Regions from separate parts of the Homo sapiens genome. Here region 1 is linked to region 2. A link is an interaction called in ENCODE POLR2A ChIA-PET data of the cell type or tissue named here. Cell type or tissue: K562. All regions are shown on one strand. Each heading gives the region's core, and the rest is flanking DNA. Links, peaks and the distances in the headings are about the cores only.

Region 1 (11,286 bases), core at 2,497-7,496, 51 kb after region 2:
TACCTAATAGAACTGTTACAAGATCAATGACAACAATGCCTAATACATAGAGTGCTCAGTTGATGTTATTGTGTATGTTGTATTGTTATGAGTTGTTTAGTACATGTTTTCCCTCTTTAGATTGTGAATGATCTCAGCTCACTGCAACCCCTGCCTCCTGGGCTCAAGCAATTCTCCTGGCTCAGCCTCCCAAATAGGTGGGATTACAGGCATGCACTACCACACCCGGCTGATTCTTTTATTTTTAGTAGAGATGGGGTTTCGCCATGTTGGCCAGGCTGGTCTCGAACTCTTGACCTCAAGTGATCCACCCACCCACCTTGGCCTCCGAAAGTGCTGGGATTACAGTCGTGAGCCACCGAGCCCAGCAGGGACGTGTGTCTTATTCTTCCAGCTAATAGTAAGGCTTTCTGGCAGGATGAGAGTAACTGGGCTTTGGATTCAGATAGGTCAGTGTTCAGCTCTCAGCTCTGCCACTTGCTAGATGTGTAACTTTGTGCTTTACCTCAATGAACTCAGTTTTTTTCATTTATGTAATGTGAAAATAACACTTCTTGCAAGTTATTCTGAGGATTATATTTGAGAAGGAAAGTTGCATATTTGGCTCAAGGAAGGCAGTTACTAAATAAGAGCTTTTATTTTGATGGGTAGCCCCAGATTGTAGCACCATGTTTAAAACATTGTAAGCGCTCAACAATTGATTATCATTATTATTATTTGAGACAGAGTCTCGCTCTGTCACCCAGGCTAGAATGCAGTGGTGCGATCTCGGCTCACTGCAACCTCTGCCTCCTGGGTTCAAGTGATTCTCATGCCTCAGCCTCCCAAGTAGCTGGGATTACAGGCGCATGCCACCATGCCCAGCTAATGTTTGTATTTTTAATAGAGATGAGGTTTCGCCATGTTGGTTAGGCTGGTCTTGAACTCCTGACCTCAAGTGATCCGCCTGCCTTGGCCTCCCAAAGTGGTGGGATTACAGGCGTGAGCCACTGCGCTTAGCCGACAATTGATTATTGAATGAAAATGGCATTACATGCCGGGCACCATATGCGGCAAAGAGCACATGTTAACACACATTTACTCTTTATGTGTATCATTTCACTTCATTCTGGCAAATACTCTGTGGAGGAGGCTCTGTTATTATCTCCAGTTTACACAGAAGAAATTGGAGGCTTAGGTTAGTTTAACAAAGTTTTCATAGCTAGAATGTGGCAGAGCTGAGATCTGAACACCTTAGGATCCCCAAAATAGCTGATCGAATGAAAGAATGAATGAAAGTGAGGAAACTTACACGGAGTCAGGTAGTGGCATAATGGAGCCCTTGGTCACTATTCTATTTACACTCTTTGGATCATCTCTATGAAAGAATTGGGGGTGAGATGGAGGCATCTGGGGGTAAAGAGACCAACTTTTCCCCTTTAGTTGCTATTTGACAGTTTATGTCTGGTGAACATGCAGGCTTGCGTCTGGTGAACATAAGTACAACTGTGGATAAACAGAAATGCTTAGTGAATAAACACATCTAAAATAAATTCGGGGTTCTTGTTCTTAGCAATCATCAATAGCATGGCCAGATGAATTTTCCTGAGACAGGAAAAAGCATAATCTAAGTTACTGATTTCAAGTTGTTTTGTATCAGGAACATTTGCTTGGGAGCTATCAAAGCCAAGATGTGAAGTCCTCCCTGGCCTGACAACCTAACTATTCATATCCAAGGGACTTGACTAAAACGCTTTGAAGAAGGAAAAGAAGTTCTCATTGCTCATTTTCCACGTTATTCCCCGCTTCTCTTGATTTGATTCCCAGTACTACCCTGTAGAAGAAGAAGAAGAAAACAGCAATCTAGTTTCTAGTTCTCCTGACCAAATGATGTTATTCCTCTTGATTGGGAAGAAAATGGGGAGGTACTTAGACTTCTGATTTTGAGGGCTTTCAAGCAATCCAGAATCCCAAACTTGAAAGAGTGAAAGAGTACAAGTCTTTGAATTAGACAGACCTAGTTTGGGATCGTCACTCTTCCACTCTCTGGCCGTATAGTCTCAGTTTTTGTGTGATGTGTAGTGCTCCCAGCATGGTCCCTTGCATCTGGTAAGCACATTTTTAGTAAATGGTGGTCATTTTTAGCCTTTGAAACATAAGTAATATCAGAGGGATTTCAATATGAAAGTGAGGCCGAGAATTAAGGTAGACAGGAGAACTAAAAGTGAGACTGGATTCAGAAGTGACACGAATGAAAAATGAGTTAAAGCTGAGAGCAGGCCTTTGGAGCTTATTATGTTGCTGTGTGAATTATATATCATAGTACCCATTCTGCCTCCTTTCCTGGAAACTCCTTTTAAGCCAAACATGTACAAAGAGTGATGCCAGCAGAGCAGAACTTCGTTGGGCAGTGGCGTCAGCTAACAACAACGACAAAAATAGGGATGTCCAGAGACTTATTTAAGAATGTCGTTTCATCATAAACGAATTGAAGTAGAGATACAGAGTACTTTGCTGGTTTGATTTAGAGGGAGAGAGGTGTATTAGTATTCTGTGGCTGCTGCAACAAATCACCACAAATTTGGTGGCTTAAAACAACAGAAACTTTTTTTTTTTTTTTTTTGAGATGGAGTCTCACTCTGTCACCCAGGCTGGAGTGCAGTAGTGCAATCTCGGCTCGGCTCACTGCAAGCTCTGCCTCCCGGGTTTACGCCATTCTCCTGCCTCAGACTCCCGAGTAGCTGGGACTACAGGCGCCCGCCACTACGCCTGGCTAATTTTTTGTATTTTTAGTAGAGACAGGGTTTCACTGCGTTAGCCAGCATGGTCTCGATCTCCTGACCTCGTGATCCGCCCCCCTCGGCCTCCCAAACTGCTGGGATTACAGGCGTGAGTCACTGCACCCGGCCCAGAAACATATTCTTTTATGAAAACTTATTTTAGGTTCAGAAGTACATGTGCAGGTTTATTATATGGGTAAACTCATGTCACGGGGGTTTGTTGTATAGATCATTTCATTACCCAGGTATTAAGCCTGCTACACAATAGTTATTTCTTCTGCTCCTCTCCCTCCTCCCACCTCAGGTGGGTCCCAGTGTCTGTTGTTCCCCTCTTTGTGTCCATGTGTTCTCATCATTGAGCTTCCACTTATAAGTGAGAACATGCAGTATTTAGTTTTCTGTTCCTGTATTAGTTTGCTAAGGATAATGGCCTCCAGCTCCATTCATTTGGTTATTTTTGTTTTTGCGTTTTTTTTTTAAATTTTTTATTTTTTTTACAGCTAGAAGTTCAACATCAGTTTCACTGAGTTGAAGTCAAAGTGTTGGCATGGGCTGGGCACGGTGGCTCACGCCTGTAATCCCAGCACTTTGGGAGACTGAGGCAGGCAGATCACATGAGGTCAGGGGTTCGAGACCATCCTGGCCAACATGGCGAAACCCCACCTCTATTAAAAATATGTAAATTAGCCAGGCATGGTGGTGCGCACCTGTAATCCTAGCTATGCTGGAGGCTGAGGTGGGAGAATTGCTTGAACCTGGGAGGCAGAGGTTGCAGTAAGCCGAGATCGCACCACTGCACTCCAGCCTAAGCAACAGAGCAAGACTCTGTCAAAAAAAAAAAAAAAAAAAGTGTTGCCATGGACCTGCTGTCTCCAGAAGCTCCAGGGGAGACTCTTCCAGCTTCTGGTAGCTGCTGGCATTCCTTTGCTTATAGCTGCATCACTCCATCTCTGCTTCTGTGATCACATTGCCTCCTCCCCTTTTGTGTGTATCAAAGCTTGACCCAGTTTAGCCACCATCCTCAAATAAGATAACTCACTGCCTCCCATCTGTTGGTTGTTTTTTCTTTTTTTGAGATGGAGTCTCGCTTTGTCTCCCAGGCTGGAGGCTGGAGTGCAGTGGCGCAATCTCGGCTCACTGCAACCTCCACCTCCCAGATTCAAGTGATTCTCCTACCTCAGCCACCTGAGTAGCTGGTATTACAGGTGTCTGCCATCATGCCTGGCTAATTTTTGTATTTTTAGTAGAGACGGGGTTTCACCATGTTGGCCAGGCTAGTCTTGAACTCCTGACCCCGTGATCCACCGGCCTCGGCCTCCCAAAATGCTGGGATTACAGGCATGAGCCACTGCGCCCGGTATCTGTTTTTTTTTTTTTTTTTGAGATGGAGTCTCACTTTGTCACCCAGGCTGGAATGCAGTGGCATGATCTCGGCTCACTGCAACCTTTGCCTCCCAGGTTCAAGCAATTCTCCTGTCCCAGCCTCCCCAGGAGCTGGGATGACAGGTGTCCACCACCATGCCCAGCTAATTTTTGTATTTCTAGTAGAGACGGGGTTTTCACCATGTTGGCCAGGCTGGTCTTGAACTCCTGACCTCAGGTGATCTGCCTGCCTCAGCCTCCCAAAATGCTGGGATTACAGGCATGAGCCACTGCCCCCAGCATCTGTTGGGTTTTCTTTTTCTTTCTTTCTTTCTTTCTTTCTTTTTTTTTTTTTTTTTTTTTTTTTTTTTTTGAGATGGAGTCTCCCTCTGTTGCCCAGGCTAGAATGGAATGGCATGATCTCGGCTTACTGCAACCTCTGCCTCCCAGGTTCAAGCAATTCTCCTGTCTCAGCCTCCCCAGTAGTTGGGATTACAGGCACACACCACCACACCAGGCTAATTTTTGTATTTTTAGTAGAGACAGGGTTTCACCATATTGGTCAGGCTGGTCTCGAACTCCTGACCTCAGATGATCCACCCACCTAGGCCTCCCAAAGTGCTGGGATTATAGGCATGAGCCACCACACCCAGCCCATCTGTTGGTTTTTACCATTTGTTTTTTAATTATGAAAAACAATTTATACTCATTGTAAACCATTAAAAATACAGATCAGTTAAAGATAATAAAGGGAAGAAAAATAAATTAATTAAAAAATTACCTTTAATCCTCCTACCCAGGGATTGCCAGCTCCTAATCTATGAGGATTTTTCTAGGCTGGGTCTTGTGTTTAACAAAGATGAAAAGTAGGAAAAAGAATAAAAATAAATAGAAAAGAACAAGCCATTTAGGAGGTAATGAAATAGGTTAATATTGCCCACAATGAATATGTACAGGAAGCCTAATTTAAAATAAAAACAGAGCTTTGCACACACAATTTTCCAGCGCTGAAGGTACATGTATGATATGTGGAAATGAAGCTCAGTCTCTTAGAAGTGCTAAGTTTAACTTTTTCCATTCACCCCTGCATTTTCTCATTACGACCTCATTCACTCCCTGAGGTCAGACCCTGGCCTGCTAATCTGCCCTGTCACAGGCTCTTCATGAGTCCTTATCGGCCTTCCTCAGTATGTCAGTGTTATGAAGAAGTGGGAAGTCTGCTCCTCCCAGGCTAATATCAAAGGGCAAAAGGGGCTGTGACAGAAGCAAACATTCAGACTACAGCCAGATGTGAAACTGAAGCAGCAAGAGGAAACACAGGAGCATAGGTAAAAAAAAAAAAAAAAATTCTTAAAAATATCTCATTTATCTAATTTTAGGTGCAGTCTACATCTGAGGGCATGAGGGATTAGTAAAATAGTATTTAGGGAAAATTTGTAAAGGAAAATGAATAAAAAATTCTGGGAAGGCCTGGCGTGGTGGCCCGTCCCTATAATCCCAGCACTTTGGGAGGCTCAGGTAGGTGGATCACCTGAGGTCAACAGTTCGAGACCAGCCTGGCCAACATGGTGAAACCCCATCTCTACTAAAAATACAAAAATGTATCGAGAGTGGTGGCTCTTGCCTGCAGTCCCAGCTACTCTGGAGGCTGAGGCAGGAGAGTCACTTGAACCTGGGGGACGGAGGTTGCCATGAGCCAAGAGATCGTGCCACTGCACTCCAGCCTGGGCACAGAGCAAAACTCTGTCTCAAAAAAAGAAAAAAAAGTCCTGGGAAATGTGGAAAGGATATTCATCTCGAGCTAGAATCTCAGTAAATGTTGTATTTATCATAATTGTTATCAGCATTCAAATAACATTGATGAGACTTACGAGTCACGAGACCATAGGGTTTGCTATTCAAAATCAATTAGATTTGTTTTGTGGGTCCCATCAGTGGAAGTTATGGGGAGACAAATTGCAGCTTAAAGTAAGGAGACCATTTCTAACACAGACGTCAGAAATTAGAAGGGACTAGAGGGACTATTTGATAGGTAGTGAGTTGCTCATTGCTGGAGGTTTGCAACTTGTTGGGAGTTGGCAATATTATAGAGGAGATTTTAGAATCCTATAGATTGTTGGACTGGAGGATCTTTAAAGTCCTTTCCAACACTTCTGTGATTCTATGATATAAATAGAATGTTATGGGAAATTTCCCTAAGGAGCCATAAAATACTACATTTACATGTACCTATAGAAGAGGCTCACATTCTAAAAAGAATTCCCCAGGTTGATTCTGGTTTTCCTGAAGGAAGTGAGAAGGCAACCAAGAACAAATTGATATCAGGGGAGTGCACATGTCTTGCCGGATGCCTGCTTTCTTCCTCTTGGTGAGTATATACAATGCCCACAGGGCCCCTGCTTTGCAAAGATCACACAGAAAGATGGGTTCTCTTCTCCTAGAGGAAGAATTTTGGTTGAGTTAGCAAATATTTTGTTTTGCAATTGACTAAAGGTAAGCAGATCTTTTCTGAAATATTTGTTTCAGAGCTCAAATTTCAGTTTAGGTGGCTGTTTTCTGGTCTAGGAAGCAAAAGAAGGGTGACAATGGTTTAGTTACCATGCCCCAAAAGCTCATGTTCTTTTCCAAGTCTTAGGGGTTTCCACAGCACAGGGCAGAACTATTAGAAGGGAAGGAAAATGCTGCTGTCACATCACACTGTATATGAGGCAATGTACTTTTGAGATTTAGAACATGTGAAGAGTTGAAAAGGTTTCTGCATTTGGTATCAACTGACATTCTTTCAGGAGTAAAATAAAGCTTTTCAAAGTGTATGAAATAATACATAAAAATATAGAATTTTATTTATTTACTTTTATTTTTATTTTTTTAGACAGGTTCCCACTCTGCTGCCCAGGCTGGAGTGCAGTGGTGCGATCATGGTTCACTGCAGCCTCAAACTCCTGGGCTCAAGAGATCCTCCCACCTCAGCCTCCTAGGTAGCTGGGACTGCAGGTGCGCACCACCATACCTGCCTAATGTTTAACATTTTTTTTTTTTTTATCTTTTGTCGAGATGGGGTCTTGCTATGTTGTCCACGCTGGTCTCAACTCCTGATCGAAAGCAATCCTCTCACATCCACCTCCCAAAGTGCTGAGATTACACATGTGAGCTACCACACCCAGCCTATGTTTGTGTTTATAGCAAGATCTTCTACAGTACATATACTGTAAAATTATACTTCCTTAGTTCTCTAGTGCCTTCCTTTCTTCCCCTTTTGAATTATAAATAAGAGCATCTTCTCACTTCAACTTCTATTTCTGCATATTCTCCAATACCTTCCTGGGCTCCTGTGCCAACCCATGCCCTTTATATCTGGGCTCAGTGTTGGCGTTTCCTGATTTGAAATGCAAAATGGCTGAAAATGTTAGCAATTTAATTTTTCCATTATGACAAATATTAGGCATTCACCTTTATCCATGCCTACTTATTCTGGCAAGGCTAAGGATATTTGGCAAAGTGATTAGAAAACAGCAGTATCAAAGATAATTTCCAGTTGGGTGCGGTGGCTCACATCTGTAATCCCAGCACTTTGGGAGGGAGGCCCAGGCAGGAGGATTGCAACGTAGCAAGACTCCATCTCTTAAAAAAAAAAAATAGCAAGAACAAAAAAGAAAAAAAAAATTAGCCAGGCTTGGTGGCACGTGTCTGTAGTCTCATCTACTAGGGAGACTGAAGTTGGAGAATCACTTGAACTGGGAGGTTGAGGTTGCAGAGAACTATTATTGTGCCACTGCACTCCAACCTGCATAACAGAGCAAGATTCTATCTCAAAAACAAACAAACAAAACTAAAAAACCCAAAACAAACAACAACAACAAATATACATATAGAGAGAGATGACTTCCAACATTAAAATATATCTCCAGTAATTGATAGTTTTGAAGAAAATATTGTAATCTTTGGAATTCTTATTAATATAGAAACAATATTTCTGTCCTGATTATAGGAACTCCTTTCTTTTATTGTTTGGAGCACAGAGGGGCTGCTGAAATGGAGAGTCTCAAGACTGATACTGAAATGCCGTATCCTGAGGTAATAGTAGATGTGGGCAGAGTGATTTTTGGAGAAGAAAACAGGAAGAAGATGACCAACAGCTGTTTGAAAAGATCTGAGAATTCTAGAATTATCCGGGCTATATGTGCACTGTTAAATTCTGGAGGTGGTGTGATCAAAGCAGAGATTGATGATAAAACCTATAGTTACCAATGCCATGGGCTGGGACAGGATTTGGAAACTTCTTTTCAAAAGCTCCTTCCTTCAGGTTCACAGAAATACCTTGACTACATGCAGCAGGGGCACAATCTCCTGATTTTTGTGAAGTCATGGAGCCCAGATGTTTTCAGCCTTCCACTAAGGATTTGCAGCTTGCGCTCCAATTTGTATCGGAGAGATGTGACTTCTGCTATCAACTTGAGTGCTAGCAGTGCCCTGGAGCTTCTCAGAGAGAAGGGGTTTAGAGCCCAAAGAGGAAGACCAAGGGTGAAGAAGTTGCATCCTCAGCAGGTTCTCAATAGATGCATTCAGGAAGAGGAAGATATGAGGATATTGGCCTCAGAATTTTTTAAAAAGGACAAACTCATGTATAAGGAGAAACTCAACTTTACTGAGTCAACACATGTTGAATTTAAAAGGTTCACCACCAAAAAAGTCATACCTCGGATTAAGGAAATGCTGCCTCATTATGTTTCTGCATTTGCCAACACTCAAGGGGGATATGTCCTCATTGGGGTGGATGATAAGAGCAAAGAAGTGGTTGGATGTAAGTGGGAAAAAGTGAATCCTGACTTACTAAAAAAAGAAATCGAAAACTGCATAGAAAAATTGCCTACATTCCACTTCTGCTGTGAGAAGCCAAAGGTAAATTTCACTACAAAAATCCTGAATGTGTACCAAAAAGATGTCCTGGATGGTTATGTCTGTGTGATTCAAGTGGAGCCCTTCTGTTGCGTGGTGTTTGCAGAGGCCCCAGATTCCTGGATCATGAAAGACAATTCTGTCACACGGCTGACAGCTGAGCAGTGGGTGGTCATGATGCTGGATACTCAGTCAGGTAAAGGGAAGTGAAGTCATTGTCCCCATCAGCAGGGAGGAACCCCTTTCTCTGCCTTTTGTGGGTATTTGATCACATATGTTAGTTAAAAAATAGAAATTTATTTTTCTTATAAGTGTTCTCCCATTACAGTGTTCCTTATCTAACATTTTTAGTTCCAAAGACTCAGAATATAAACTGAGGTCAAGAAATGTTTGGATTCTATGGCCTAAACAACTTTTTTTTCTTTAGACTCTGTCACCCAGGCTGGAGTGCAGTGGTGTGACCTCGGCTCACTGCAAACTCCACCTCCCAGGTGCAAGTGATTCTCGTGCTTCAGCCTCCCAAGTAGCTGGGATTACAGGCACACACCACCATGTCGGCTAATTTTTGTATTTTTAATAGAGATGGGGTTTTGCCATGTTGCCCAGGCTGGTCTTGAACTTCTAACCTCAAGTGATCAACTCACCTCCACCTCCCAAACTGCTGGGATTACAGGTGTGAGCCACCACTCCTGGCCAGCCTAAGCAACTTTTAAAGGAAAGTTACAGTATGCCATCAGCAATGAGTTAGGAAAGGTCTCCTTTTATTGTCTATAAACCTGTTGAAAAAATTGTGCAGGCTGATCATCCCAGTCAAAATTGGAATAGCCTCATTTTAGAGATGATATTCTAGAGAAACACTGTTTAAGAATAACTCTGAGGCTGGGCGCAGTCCTAGCACTTTGGGAGGCCAAGGTGGGCAGATTGCCTAAGCCCAGGAGTTTGAGACCAGCCTGGCCAAAATAGCGAAGCCCTATCTCTCCCCCAAATATAAAAATTAGCCAGGCGTGGTGGTGTATGCCTGTAGTCCCAGCTACATGGGAGGCTGAGGTGGGAGGATTGCTTGAGCCTGGGAGGTGGAGGTTGTAGTCAGCCAAGATCACTCCACTGCACTCCAGCCTAAGCAACAGAGCGAGACCCCGTCTCAAAAAAATAAATAAATAAAAATAAAAAAATAAAAATAAATGACTCCACTACTCCACTAATTCTTTCAAGCAAAACATTGTTGACAAATTTGAATTGTTTCAGTAACATTAGGAGCTAATAACCTTAAGCCACTGGGCTTAGGGCACCACCAAGTGGGGGAAAATGATGCAAAAGGAGATGCTAGGGCAAGGGGGTGCTGGGGGGAGCAGGACCCCTGGTGTTCTCACTTACCTTTCAGTTTTGATTGGAATCAGCCTTGGTGATTCCTAATCAATCCATAAAGGACTATAGGCCGAACTACGCCTATCTGCTTGCCTTCACGGCCAGTATGTTCCAGATTTCATCAAAACTTGAGTGATTGGAGAATTTTATTGGGTCATTCTTTCTCTTAATTTGTTTGAGTTCACTTCTCTTCTCCTCTCCCCTAAAGATCCTGCCACTTTTGATTCCATCTAACCTTAGATGGGGACATAAACAACTGTAACAACATTTTTTTTTTTTTTTGAGACAGGGTCTTGCTTTGTCGCCTAGGCTGGAGTGCAGCGGCACGATCTCAGCTCACTGCAGCCTCCGCCTCCCAGGTTCAAGCAATTCTCCCACCTCAGCCTCCCGAGCAGCTGGGATTACAGGCACACCACCACGCCCAGCTAATTTTTGTATTTTTTTGTATTTTTTTTTTTTTTTGAGACGGAGTCTCGCTCTGTCACCCAGGCTGGAGTGCAGTGGCGCTATCTCGGCTCACTGCAAGCTCCGTCTCCTGGGTTCACCCCATTCTCCTGCCTCAGCCTCCCGAATAGGTGGGACTACAGGCGCCGGCCACCATGCCTGGCTAATTTTTTTTGTTTTTAGTAGAGACGGGGTTTCACCGTGTTAGCCAGGATGGTCTTGATCTCCTGACCTCGTGATCCGCCTGCCTCGGCCTCCCAAAGTGCTGGGATTACAGGTGTGAGCCATCACATCTGGCCAACACCATTTTTAAAATACTGTGCTTTAATCCTTGCTGATCCCCACTAGATGCCTTTTCTTCTTAGAGATAACCTGGAGTCAGAATATTATAATTGAAAGGAAGCTTAGGGATTATTACTTCACTCCAGCGTGAGAGAGAGGTGAAATGACTTGCTCAAGC
Region 2 (11,286 bases), core at 2,254-7,253:
TAAAATTAAAAAGTAAATTTTGCCACTGAAATACTAACCCTTCTAAAATTATTAATATCCGGCACTACAATCACTGTACAATATAGAATATATGTTTCTGCTGGGCATGGTGGCTCACTCACGCCTGTAATCCCAGCACTTTGGGAGGCTGAGGCAGGCGGATCACTTGAGGTCAGGAATTCAAGACCAGCATGGCCAACATGGTGAAACCCTGTCTCTACTAAAAATACAAAACTTAGCCAGGCATGATGGCATGTGCCTGTACTCTCAGCTACTCAGAAGGCTGAAGTGGGAGAATTATTTGAGCCCAGGAGATGGAGGTTGCAGTAAGCCGAGATTGTGCCACTGCACTCCAGCCTACGCGACAGAGCAAGACTTTGTCTCTTAAGAAAAAAAAAAGGATATGTGTTTGTTATTATTAGGGGCTTACTCCATATGAGGACCAGTATTAAGTGCTTTGCAAGCCCTCTGTCCTTTAATATTCACAACAATCCTACGATAGAAGCACTATTTGTAATCTCCACTTTGTAGATGAGGATGCTAAAATTTAGAGACACCACTCGTCTAAGAAATAGCAGAACCAGGATACAAACCCAAATCTATTTGGTTCTAGAGCCTGAGTTTCAACCACTATGCTATGGTGACTGGATGAAAAATGCCATTTCATGGTTGTAAAGCACTTTTCTGTTTTCGAGCTACCTTCAAACAGAGTAGACTGATGCATTATAAAAGGAAGTGACTAAACACAATTTGGTATTCCGGACTGAATCCTGGAATAGCGAAAGGACATTAGTGTTGAAACTGGTGAAATTCTACTTTGGTTAATAGTAACATCCCAATGCTAATTTCCTAGTTTTGGCAAATGTACCACGGTTACGTAAGATGTTAACATTAGGTGAAACTGACTGAAGCGTATATGAAAACTTTCTGTACTGTCTTTGTAACTTTTCTGTAAATTTAAAATTGTTCCTCTAAAAAATGAGGTATTTTGGCAGGGCGCGGTGGCTCATGCCTGTAATCCCAGCACTTTGGGAGGCCGAGGCGGGCGGATCACGAGGTCAGGAGATTGAGACCATCCTGACTAACACGGTGAAACCCCCCGTCTCTACTAAAAATACAAAAAAAATTAGCCAGGCGTAGTGGTGGGCGCCTGTAGTCCCAGCTACTCAGAAGTGTGAGGCATGAGAATGGCATGAACCCGGGAGGCGGAGCTTGCAGTGAGCCGAGATCGCGCCACTGCACTCCAGCCTGGGCGACTGAGCGAGACTCCGTCTCCAAAAAAAAAAAAAAAAAAAAAAAAAAAAAAAAAAAAAAAGAGATATTTTTTAAAACCTAAGTTCATAATAATATAAAACGACGTAATGATTTTTTAAAAGTGAAAATACACAGAAAATGATTTCCACAAAGCACATTATAAAAGGAAAACAAAAAGTGTTTGCTTTCTCTATAAGTAGAGACAGAAATACACTCAGACCAACTGGTGGGAAATTCAAGAGCTGGGAAGTTGGCCTCATATCAAAGCAGCCCCCAATGATTCCACTTACCCAAACTTCAATCCTGCAAAAATTAACAGCAGCTCCTTTTATAATATGAAACACAATTTGAGGAACTCAGATACAGACTGAATGTATTACCTTCAATGTTACTCTTATCAAGTGCTCACCACATACTGACATTATCATATGTGCCTAAAATTCTGCCAGCTCTAACTCCTTCATGGACATTTGATATGAAAAGTATTACACATTTTAAATTTCATTTATGTATAATATTTTAATTTTGTAATTGTTACTTACTAATATATATTTAAGGATAACAACAATCCTATAATTAACGTACTAAATAAAGTTAAGTCATTAAGTTTTTCTATGCATTCTGGGCCTACCTTTAATAGGCAGTTTAACATAGCCTACATGAATACCAAATATATTCTGACAAAAATTCTTAGAAAGAGATCTAGACAGATGGCATTTTTTCAATATTTTATCATCTTAGGTTGACAACAAATCACCACACAAGTAAACTTCCTAATGCCTAAATGAAGATTATAACAACCGGAAGGTGCATAATGTTAGGCCACTTCCTCAAGAATAGCTGCAGTTTATTAAGCATTTACCATATATCAGGCAAAGTTTAAAATTTTAAATACATTATTCTTTCATCTTCAAAATAATTCACTAAAATCGGCATTATTACCTCAGTTTTACATATAAGACAACTGAAGTTCATTTTAAATAACTTGTTCAAAGCCACATTTCTAGTAAGCAGCCAAGCCAGGACTCAAACAGCAGCCACTCTGGCTCTGAAGCCTCAGTGCTATTTCCATAATCCAGGGTTTCACAACCTTGGCATTATTAACATTTACTGCTGGATAATTCTTTGTTGTCGGGGGACTGTCCTGTACACTGAAGGATGTTGAAAACATCCCTGGACTCTACCCGATATATGCCAGTAGCACTCCTCCCATCAGGTTTGACAACCAAAAAAATGTTACTAGACATTGCCAAATGTCCTCTGGAGAGTAGAATCACTCCTGGTTGAGAACCACCATCATAATCCCATGCTGTGTCTACGTGCTGGCTAGCACATAGTCAAAATACATACTGCTTTCTGAGAAGAAAAATGTTATTTTTCATAAAATGGTTTTCAAGCAAAAGTTCAAATTAAAAGAAGCTGGAAGTTTAACTACAACTTTTGGTAAAGATTATATTTGGCCTGAATTGAGGCTATTCTGAGAGCATGCTGCTTATGCAGAAGAACACTTAACAAATGAGAAATTTTTTTTTTTTTTTTTTTTTTTTTACTAATTCAACAGTTTGCAATTTTGCAGAGAGGACAGAACAATGAAGCACAGGTATTCTCATGGGCAGCTGTGAGAGTGATAGACAGTCTGGAAGATGAAGATCAAAGGGGCTACGCAGTAAACCAAAGGGACTTACGAGGACTGAACCCAAGAAGACAAAAAGCAGGCCAGGCATGGTGGCTCACGCCTATAATCTCAGTACTTTGAGAGGCTGAGGCTGGAGGCCTGCTTTAAGCTAGGAGATTGAGACCAACCTGGGCAACAAAACAAGATCCATCTCTACAAAAAATAAAATAAAATAAATTAGCTGGGCATGGTAGCATATGCCTGTAGTTCCAGTTGCTCGGGAAGACTGTTTGAGCCCAGGAGTTTGAGGCTGCACTGAGCTATGATCAAGCCATTGCACACCAGCCTGGGTGACAGAGCAAGACCAGGTCTCTCAAAAAATAAAAAGTAAATTTTTAAAATAAATAAAAACAAAAAGCAAAGCACATATGGTGGGGCTGTCAAGAGCATCTCTGGAGTTGCAAATTCTAATATACGTAAGTTAACTGAGGTTTGAATACCCCTAAATGCCTCTGAGAGCAAAAAAGAAAACCATAGTAACGAAGCTAGAGAATACTATCATTCATTCAAAAGTGCATATCTCAATAAAACAAGTCATATACCAAAAAGATACACATTTTCTTGCAAATATATACTTGTGACATTTGTAAAAAAAACCACAAAAGCTATTTCCCTATAGCTCTAAAATGTTTCCTTATTCTGGATGGAGGTTTACCTTCAAAATAATGAACTAATAAAGTCCACATCTGACGACAAGTTTAATTCCCTTGGAACAGATAGTCCATACAAATATTAAAGGAATCAGAACCTTTTAAATTAATATTGTAGCAATAATGTTAACCTCTGCCTAATACCTACTTCATAATTACAGTAGCAGCCACCACTTATGAGCTCCCATAAGCCAAGCACTTTACAGGGCACTTTTCATGCAAAAGCTCAATTAATAATCCAAACAACTCTCTAAGATAGTAGCCTTCATCTTCCAGGAAAGGAAACAGACTTGGGTAAGTTAAACAACATGAACATAAAGCTAGGACTTAATAGAGTGAGATTTTTTTACTTCTAAATTCATCTTTTCTCTCTTAACTAGTATTTCATCAAAAGTTAGCTTCAACTAAACTATAAATTGTAAAACAACTGCAGGAAAGTAAGATGTATGTGATTCTCTGCAAAACACAGGAAACAAAACTATGGTAAAGCTTTGTTACCTGCAGCAAGGCACAGTGTCACTAGGAACCAGACTTGAGGTCAATATAACACCAAGAATTTTCAGCCCTCGACCAACATTTATCTCTCATATTAGAAGATTTCAAAGTCATTTCTGCAGATATTCTAGTGCTTTCAAATCTAGGATGCCCTTCTGAAGTGAGCTACAAGAAAACTACTAAGGCACAACCCCTGGAAGCATTCATTCTTTTCTTTTCTAAGAGAATCTAATATGTGCTGGTGCAGTGCTGCCACCATGTGGAGTAGCCTCTGAAAAAGTGGAACAAAATCACTCCTCAAGAGCAGTAAAATAAGGACTCATATCCATCACTGGAATAAGAGGATTGATATTTCTTTTTTTTTTGTATCTTTCATTTTTTTTTTCTTTTTTGAGATTTCTATAATGAAGCAGTGTTCAGATAACTCAGTCTTTATGTATTCAAACGTAAACACTTTGAGAAAATGAAGCAGTTCTGTGTGTGTGTGTGTGTGTGTGTGTGTGCGCACATACACATTTAAATGACCTCAGGTGATCCACCCTCCTCAGCCTCCCAAACTGCTGGGATGACAGGCGTGAGCCACCACACCTGGCCTAAATTCTCTGGTATACATTCATCCATGAAGGTAGTAACCAGCAATGGAGTCTGGGACTCAGAACTAGGTTGGGATCCTAGCTACATTACTACTAGCTGCATGATTTTAGGAAGAGTTCTTCAGTCTGAGTAAACATTTCTTGACCTGTAACATGGAATAACCTCTGCTTTAAGGAGAAATGTGAGAACTAAGTGAAACATTGTAAGTAAAAGCATCTACCACTGTGCATGGCATAGAAGGCACTTAAATTTAAGTGTTCTAATGACAGTTGTAATACTCTAAGGTAATAAGTAGGGAATACAGTTGAGATGAAAAGTATAAATTCAAAATAAAAAGTAGGTATGTATCTATGTGTGTTGGCTACCTCTTAAGCCCAAGCTTTTCAGTTCTTCACTAAAACAAGAATGAAGAGCTCAAAAAATGATTTTAATATGAGTATGTGTAACAAGGCCAGGACAAGAGTAAGGCAAGTGAGGCACTCCAGGCACAAAACTAAGGAGGCACTCTGTTCTCAGGCTTGTGAGGTACAGAGTTCGCACCTGAGAATGAGTGTCTTCTTAAATTTTACACTCCAGGCACCTCTTTAGGCTAAGTCAAACAATATCAGAAAAGTTCTGCTACTGAGTTCTGACAAAACAGCAAAGATCTTCTATTCAGAGAGCAGTTGGTCCAATAATTTGCTATCTAATGCTGACACCCTGCTCTAGGAAAATCTATAAATAAAGAGACAACAAAATATGAGGTATTCCTGAAACTGTTTCTCAAAAATCTACCAAGTAGCTTTAAATTTTCTCTAAAAGTCTCCTCAAAAATATTTATGAAAATCTCCCCAAGTCACGTTTTGATTTGTTGTAGTAAAAACAGGTTAAAAATTAAGAACACTATACAGTTTACTATAATATTATGATATACTAAATTCAAATAGAGACCTATTCATGTGCTGCCTGCTTAAATTTTATATAGCTAGGGGATGGGGAAAGAAAATAAGTAAAACAAGATTGGCATGTATTGATGACTAGTGAATCTAGTGATGATAAATGAATTCATTTTATTTATTGTATTCATTTATTTGTCCTAATTTTGAATGTTTGAAGATTCCCACAATAAAAAACACAAATACATAAATAGCATACGTATGCCACCTGATTTTATGGACTAGATGAAAACTAGCTCTCTCCTTTGCAATGTAAACTTTGAATAAATCGGACAAACTAAGCTTGTTCCAGAATCATTTTATTCTTCTCGGTTTATCTGGATAAAGATCTCTAAATGTGCTACTTGAGTGTGTGTGCGCACGTGCGCGCGCGCACACACACACACACACGACTTTACTGCTAAACATCCCTTAGGCCTTATCCCTGACCATCTAACTGTATAGGTTCTGCATTAAAGAATTTACATTAGCATAGAGATGCTGCCTCAAACTGGAGTCGCCTGTAAGTTAGAACTCATTTTCCCTTTGAGCCATTCCATATTCTTAGCACCACTGAATATTTAATAAGTTTCCACGGGGTACATGATATTCTGCCCACCTGGTTGACGGTTGCAGCACAAACACTTTTCATCTCATCTGTCCTCAGGTAGAGAATTATAGATAGTTGCTCAGAATAACAGTGAATCAAAAGCAATGCCAAAAACACAAGTTGGTGCCAGCTAAACATTCTGTAAAGTAGATACTACTAACTTTAGACAATATTTATTTTTCTATATTTTTGAGGAAGGGTCTGTCTTTGTCACTCAGGCTATAATGCAGTGGTGCAATCATAGCTCACTACAGCCTTAAACTCCTGGGCTCAAGGGATTCTCCCACCTCGGCCTCCCAAGTACCTGGAATTACAGGCATGCACCACCACGTCCAACAAAATTTTTTTTTTTTTTTTTGAGACAAGAGTCTCGCTCCGTCACCCAGGCTGGAATGCAGTGGCACGACCTCGGCTCACTGCAAGCTCCGCCTCCTGGGTTCACACCATTCTCCTGCCTCGGCCTCCTGAGTAGCTGGGACGATAGGCGCCTGCCACCACGCCCGGCTAATTTTTTGTATTTTTAGTAGAGACGGGGATTCACCGCGTTAGCCAGGATGGTCCTGATTTCCTGACTTCGTGATCCACCCACCTCGGCCTCCCAAAGTGCTGGGATTACAGGCATGAGCCACTGCACCCGGCCCCACCGAATTTTTTAAAAAAATTTTTGTAGAGACAGGGTCTCAGTTTGTTGCCCAGGCTGGTCTCAAACTCTTGGCTTCAAGTGATCCTTCTGCCTCAGCCTCCCAAAGTGCTAGGATTATAGGCATATGAGCCAACATGCCTAGCCAACTAATTTCTTTATGTAATTTTTAAAAAGGGGGCTGGGTGTGATGGCTCATGCCTGTAATCCCAGCACTTTGGGAGGTCAAGGCAGGTGCATCACCTGAGTCAAGAGTTTGAGACCAGCCTGGCCAACATGGTGCAACGTCGTCTCTACTAAAAATACAAAAATTAGCCGGGCATGGTAGTGGGCACCTGTAATCCCAGTTACTAAGGAGGCTGAGGCAGGAGGAGAATCGCTTGAACCCAGAAGGTAGAGGTTCCAGTGAGCCGAGATCATGCCACTGCACTCCAGACTGGGCGACAGAGTGACACTCCATCTCAAAAAAAAATAAAAAATAAATAAAAGGTACCATATGGTGTTACTTAGGGGAAATAAAAGGCAGGGTTGAATCTTCTAGTACTGGTGGTGATGCTCTGTCAGAAGTCATGGTTAAAGCATCTGCACTTCCACACCCACACCGACGCCCACCCTTATGCCTAGGTTGAAAGATTTCTAATGGTAGTTACTACCATAAAAACCTTAAAAAATTATGACTTGCTTCATCCTGTGGATTTAATACTAATCTTGAAGGATAATAAACAGAAGCCAAGGCTACCTGTAAAATAAAATGAACCAAACAAAATGTCAAAGCAGAGAAGTGAACAGGTAATTTACAAATGAGAGACAGCATCTATGTCCAGCCAAATTCTAATTCTCCATTTAAAGTTCACTAAGAAAATATTCAGGCCAAGCACAGTAATTCACTGAGGAAGGCCAAGGTGGGAGGATTGCTTGAGGCCAGGAATTCATGACCAACCTGGGCAACATAGCAAGACCCCATCTCCATAAAAAATAAGGCTGGGTGCGGTGGCTCACACATGTAATCCCAACACTTTGGGAGGCCATGTCAGGTGGATCACGAGGTCAGGAGATCAAGACCATCCTGGCTAACACGGTGAAGCCCCGTCTCTACTAAAAAATACAAAAAATTAGCCAGGCGTGGTGGCAGGCGCCTGTAGTCCCAGCTACTCAAAAGGCTGAGGCAGGACAATGGCATGAACCTGGAAGGCGGAGCTTGCAGTGAGCTGAGATCACGCCACTGCACTCCAGCCTGGGCGACAAGGCAAGACTCTGTCTCAAAAAAAAAAAAAAAATTAGCGGGATGTGGTGGCATGTGCCTGCAGTCCTAGATGCTCAGGAGGCTGAGGTAGGAGTGCTTGAACCCAGGAGTTCAAAGTTACAGTGAGCTATGACTGCACCACTGCACTCCAGCTTGGCCACAGAGCAAGATCCTATCTGTAAAAAATAAATAAATAGATAGATAAATAATTTTTAAAAGGGAATATTCAAAGGTTATCCACTGATTAACTCTTAGTGTTATGCACCTTTCAGTAAACATTGCATTAGACCAAAAAGGTAGCACTTTAAAGAAAGTGGCTATTTTCCTCCATCTTCCTGGCAACAATATTTAATGACCCATCCAATATATTCAATTAGTACCCAATTCAAATGAGCTTTAGTTATTACTGGAGTCAAACATATCACTTGGGACTTGACCTTCTTCATTATATAAGCAAAGTTTAAAATGTCAATAAGGAAAAGGTCCCAAAACTTTAAGGTGTTAAGCTATGTTCTGGCTGCTAAACATTTACAACATAACCAAGTTGGCTAAAAATAATCTTGCCCTAGAAATTCCCCTATAGAGAAATGCATGATAATAATTAGGTAATAAAGATCATTTTCATTCAGTTTCTAGTCCCACACCACCAGAAAATACCACAAATATTGATCTGAAGAAAATAATCTTAAATATATATAAATTTACGGCCAAACCTCCTGAAGAAAATGATGAAAGTTTTCATCATGGGCAATATGGGCAAATATGAGCATAAGTACAATACAAAGATTTGCTTTAAGATCCCTGCATTTTAGTACTTGGTTCTCACCTCAAAAACACCTAGGATATGAAATATACAATCTGTGAGACACACAAAGTCATGTTTCCCATAGCTACCCCATAACCCAGTATTCCAAAGACAAGGTTCATATTAAACACGCTTTAACAAGGGACTCATTTTAAATACTGCTCTCTTTGTAAAAGCAGAAGCTTATTACCATTGGATTTGAATCTGCTATGAGATCCCGTAGAGAATCCAGAAATCCCTGATCTTCCACCATTTGGGCATTGATATCATGGAGTTTTGCCACGCAGACTGCTGCTGTTTTCCGAACATAGGGATCCTCATCCTTCAAGCACTTGCGGAGCGGCTCACAGAGATATTCTGTAATTTTGTCTACCCGGATGCACCCCATGGTTCTGACTGCCAAGGCTCGAATCAAAGGATTAGGATCTTCACAGTCCTGCAGAAAACAATCACCAACAACTGTAGGTATACATGGTGGCTAAAAGTAAACAGTCCAGTTTATGTAAGCTGCAAAAGAATTACCTCATTAATTTAAGCTTCCAGATACATTCTACATGAGCTCCAATCTTCCATGCTATTCCTTTCCTAAGTACAAATCTTAGCTGCCCTATTTAAGAGTTTAGGTGAAGAAGTCATTTAACTGTTTTAAATACAAAATGAGAAACAGCTCAGCAGGATTCACTCTAGTGCCAGGCAGAGGTTTAGGGAGTTCGTACCATCCCACAGCCATTAGGATCTACCCTAAAAACAGGAAAAGCTTTTGGGCTTGTATTCCGGCACAGGAAAAAAAAAAAAAAAAAAAAGAGGAGCTGTAAAGACCGTGCCCTACTCCACAGTGAGTTCCTAAACATCAAATAGAAAAGAGAGCTAGATTTCTGTGGCCTGCAGCCAAGAAAACAAAGGGGAGCACAGGAGCTGGTCTGGGCTTGAAATAAGTACCTGGAGTTAAGCAGCAGAGAAGGCCCTCTGAGCTCTTGGCTAACATACATTCTCTTTTACTAGCAAGTGCTTCCAAATATAGTAAATAGAATATGGAGAAAGAACACTCTTTTAAACTGCCTTACACTAAAAAAATGTCTTTAAGCCCATGTAAATCTATGCACAACTCTAACTTCCAAAAAATGTAAACTAAATTCTTCCCAATGATATATTCCCTCTATGAACCACCAGTCATGGAGAACAAACTGTTACGTTCTGACTCTATAATGTAGCTAAACACAGGAAAAGAACAAAAAGTTCATGAGAAAGAAGAAAGCATATTGCTTATTTTTCAAAACATTTTAAATAGAAGCTAATTTTAGAAATGCTGTCTGTTTTTTTTAAATGTACACTAAGTTCCAAACAGAGAAAAAACAACTATTAAAAAAATATTAGGCTGGACATGGTGGCTCACGCCTGTAATCCCAGCACTTTGAGAGGCCAAGGTGGGCGGATCACCTGAGGTCAGGAGTTCGAGACCAGCCTGGCCAATATGGTGAAACCCCATCTCTACTAAATATACAAAATTAGCCAGGTGTGGTGGTGCATGCCTGTAATCCCAGCTACTCGGGAGGATGAGGCAGGAGAATCACTTGAGCCCGGGAGGCGGAGGTTGTGGTGAGCTGAGATTGCGCCATTGCACTCCAGCCCGGGCAACAAGAGTGAAATTCTGTCACCAAAAAAAAAAAAAAATTAATGGGAATGATCCCATTATTATTTTCTTTAAATCTATGATAGGAAAGATTTGACTGGATATTCAATAATAAGAAAATATTTTGTCCATTTTTAAAGACATGATGATATTGTGGTTATGTTTAAATAAAAGATCTTATCTTGACAAATATAAAGACAAAACTATTTAATATATGATGTTCAGGATTTCTTTAAAATTATCCAGCAGGAGAGGGGGTTGGAGGTCAGAAAATATGTATGAGGATTACAAACAAGAGTGGTTATGTGTCGGTAACTGTTAAAACTGCAAGACGGATATTTAGGAATTTATTATACTAGTCCTTTTTCTTGAATATGTTTAAAATTTTCCATTAAAAAAAATTAATCACGCCGGGAGTGGTGGCTTGTGTCCGTAACCCCAGCACTTTGTGAGGCTGAGGTGGGTGGATCACTTGAAGTTAGGAGCACGAGATCAGCCTGACCAACATGGTGAAACCCTGTCTCTACTAAAAATACAAAAATAAGCTGGGCATGGTGACGGTCACCTGTAATCCCAGCTACTTGGGAGACTGAGGCAGGAGAATCACTTGAACCTGGGAGGCAGAGGTTGCAGTGAGCCAAGATCGTGCCACTGCACTCCAGCCTCGGTGACAGAGTGAGACTCTGTATCAAAAAAAAAAAAAAATTAATCAAATGATGTAAGACGTATTAAATGAAATGAAAGTAGAAACTCCGGCAGTCTCCACTACTGCTGAC

Evidence for each region. ChIA-PET counts read pairs that join two places held together with the same protein. Peaks named below come from ENCODE experiments on the same cell type or tissue, not always from the same donor. Only the 100,000 strongest peaks of a DNase experiment are listed, where the experiment ranks them.
Region 1: POLR2A ChIA-PET joins it to region 2 with 5 read pairs; 14 of 35 experiments call an interaction of 5 or more read pairs at or near these places.

The regions. Positions count from the first base shown.
Region 1 is chr17:35,554,930-35,566,215 of GRCh38, reverse strand. It overlaps SLFN14 (schlafen family member 14), which reads left to right and starts at 5,397. Exons shown (of 6, transcript NM_001129820.2): 1 at 5,397-5,449; 2 at 6,411-6,489; 3 at 8,110-9,213. The coding sequence starts at 8,154. LOC107985033 (a long non-coding RNA gene) reads right to left here. Exons shown (of 2, transcript NR_138032.1): 2 at 10,667-11,286. In K562, for the core only: no CTCF peak of the experiment used is centred there; a DNase peak (open chromatin) is centred at 5,285; H3K4me3 peaks cover 424 bases.
Region 2 is chr17:35,606,172-35,617,457 of GRCh38, reverse strand. AP2B1 (adaptor related protein complex 2 subunit beta 1) reads right to left here. Exons shown (of 22, transcript NM_001030006.2): 5 at 9,071-9,316. Among named protein-coding and RNA genes, the nearest start is that of AP2B1, 24 kb to the right of the region's middle. In K562, for the core only: a CTCF peak has its summit at 4,326 (motif pointing left); no DNase peak of the experiment used is centred there.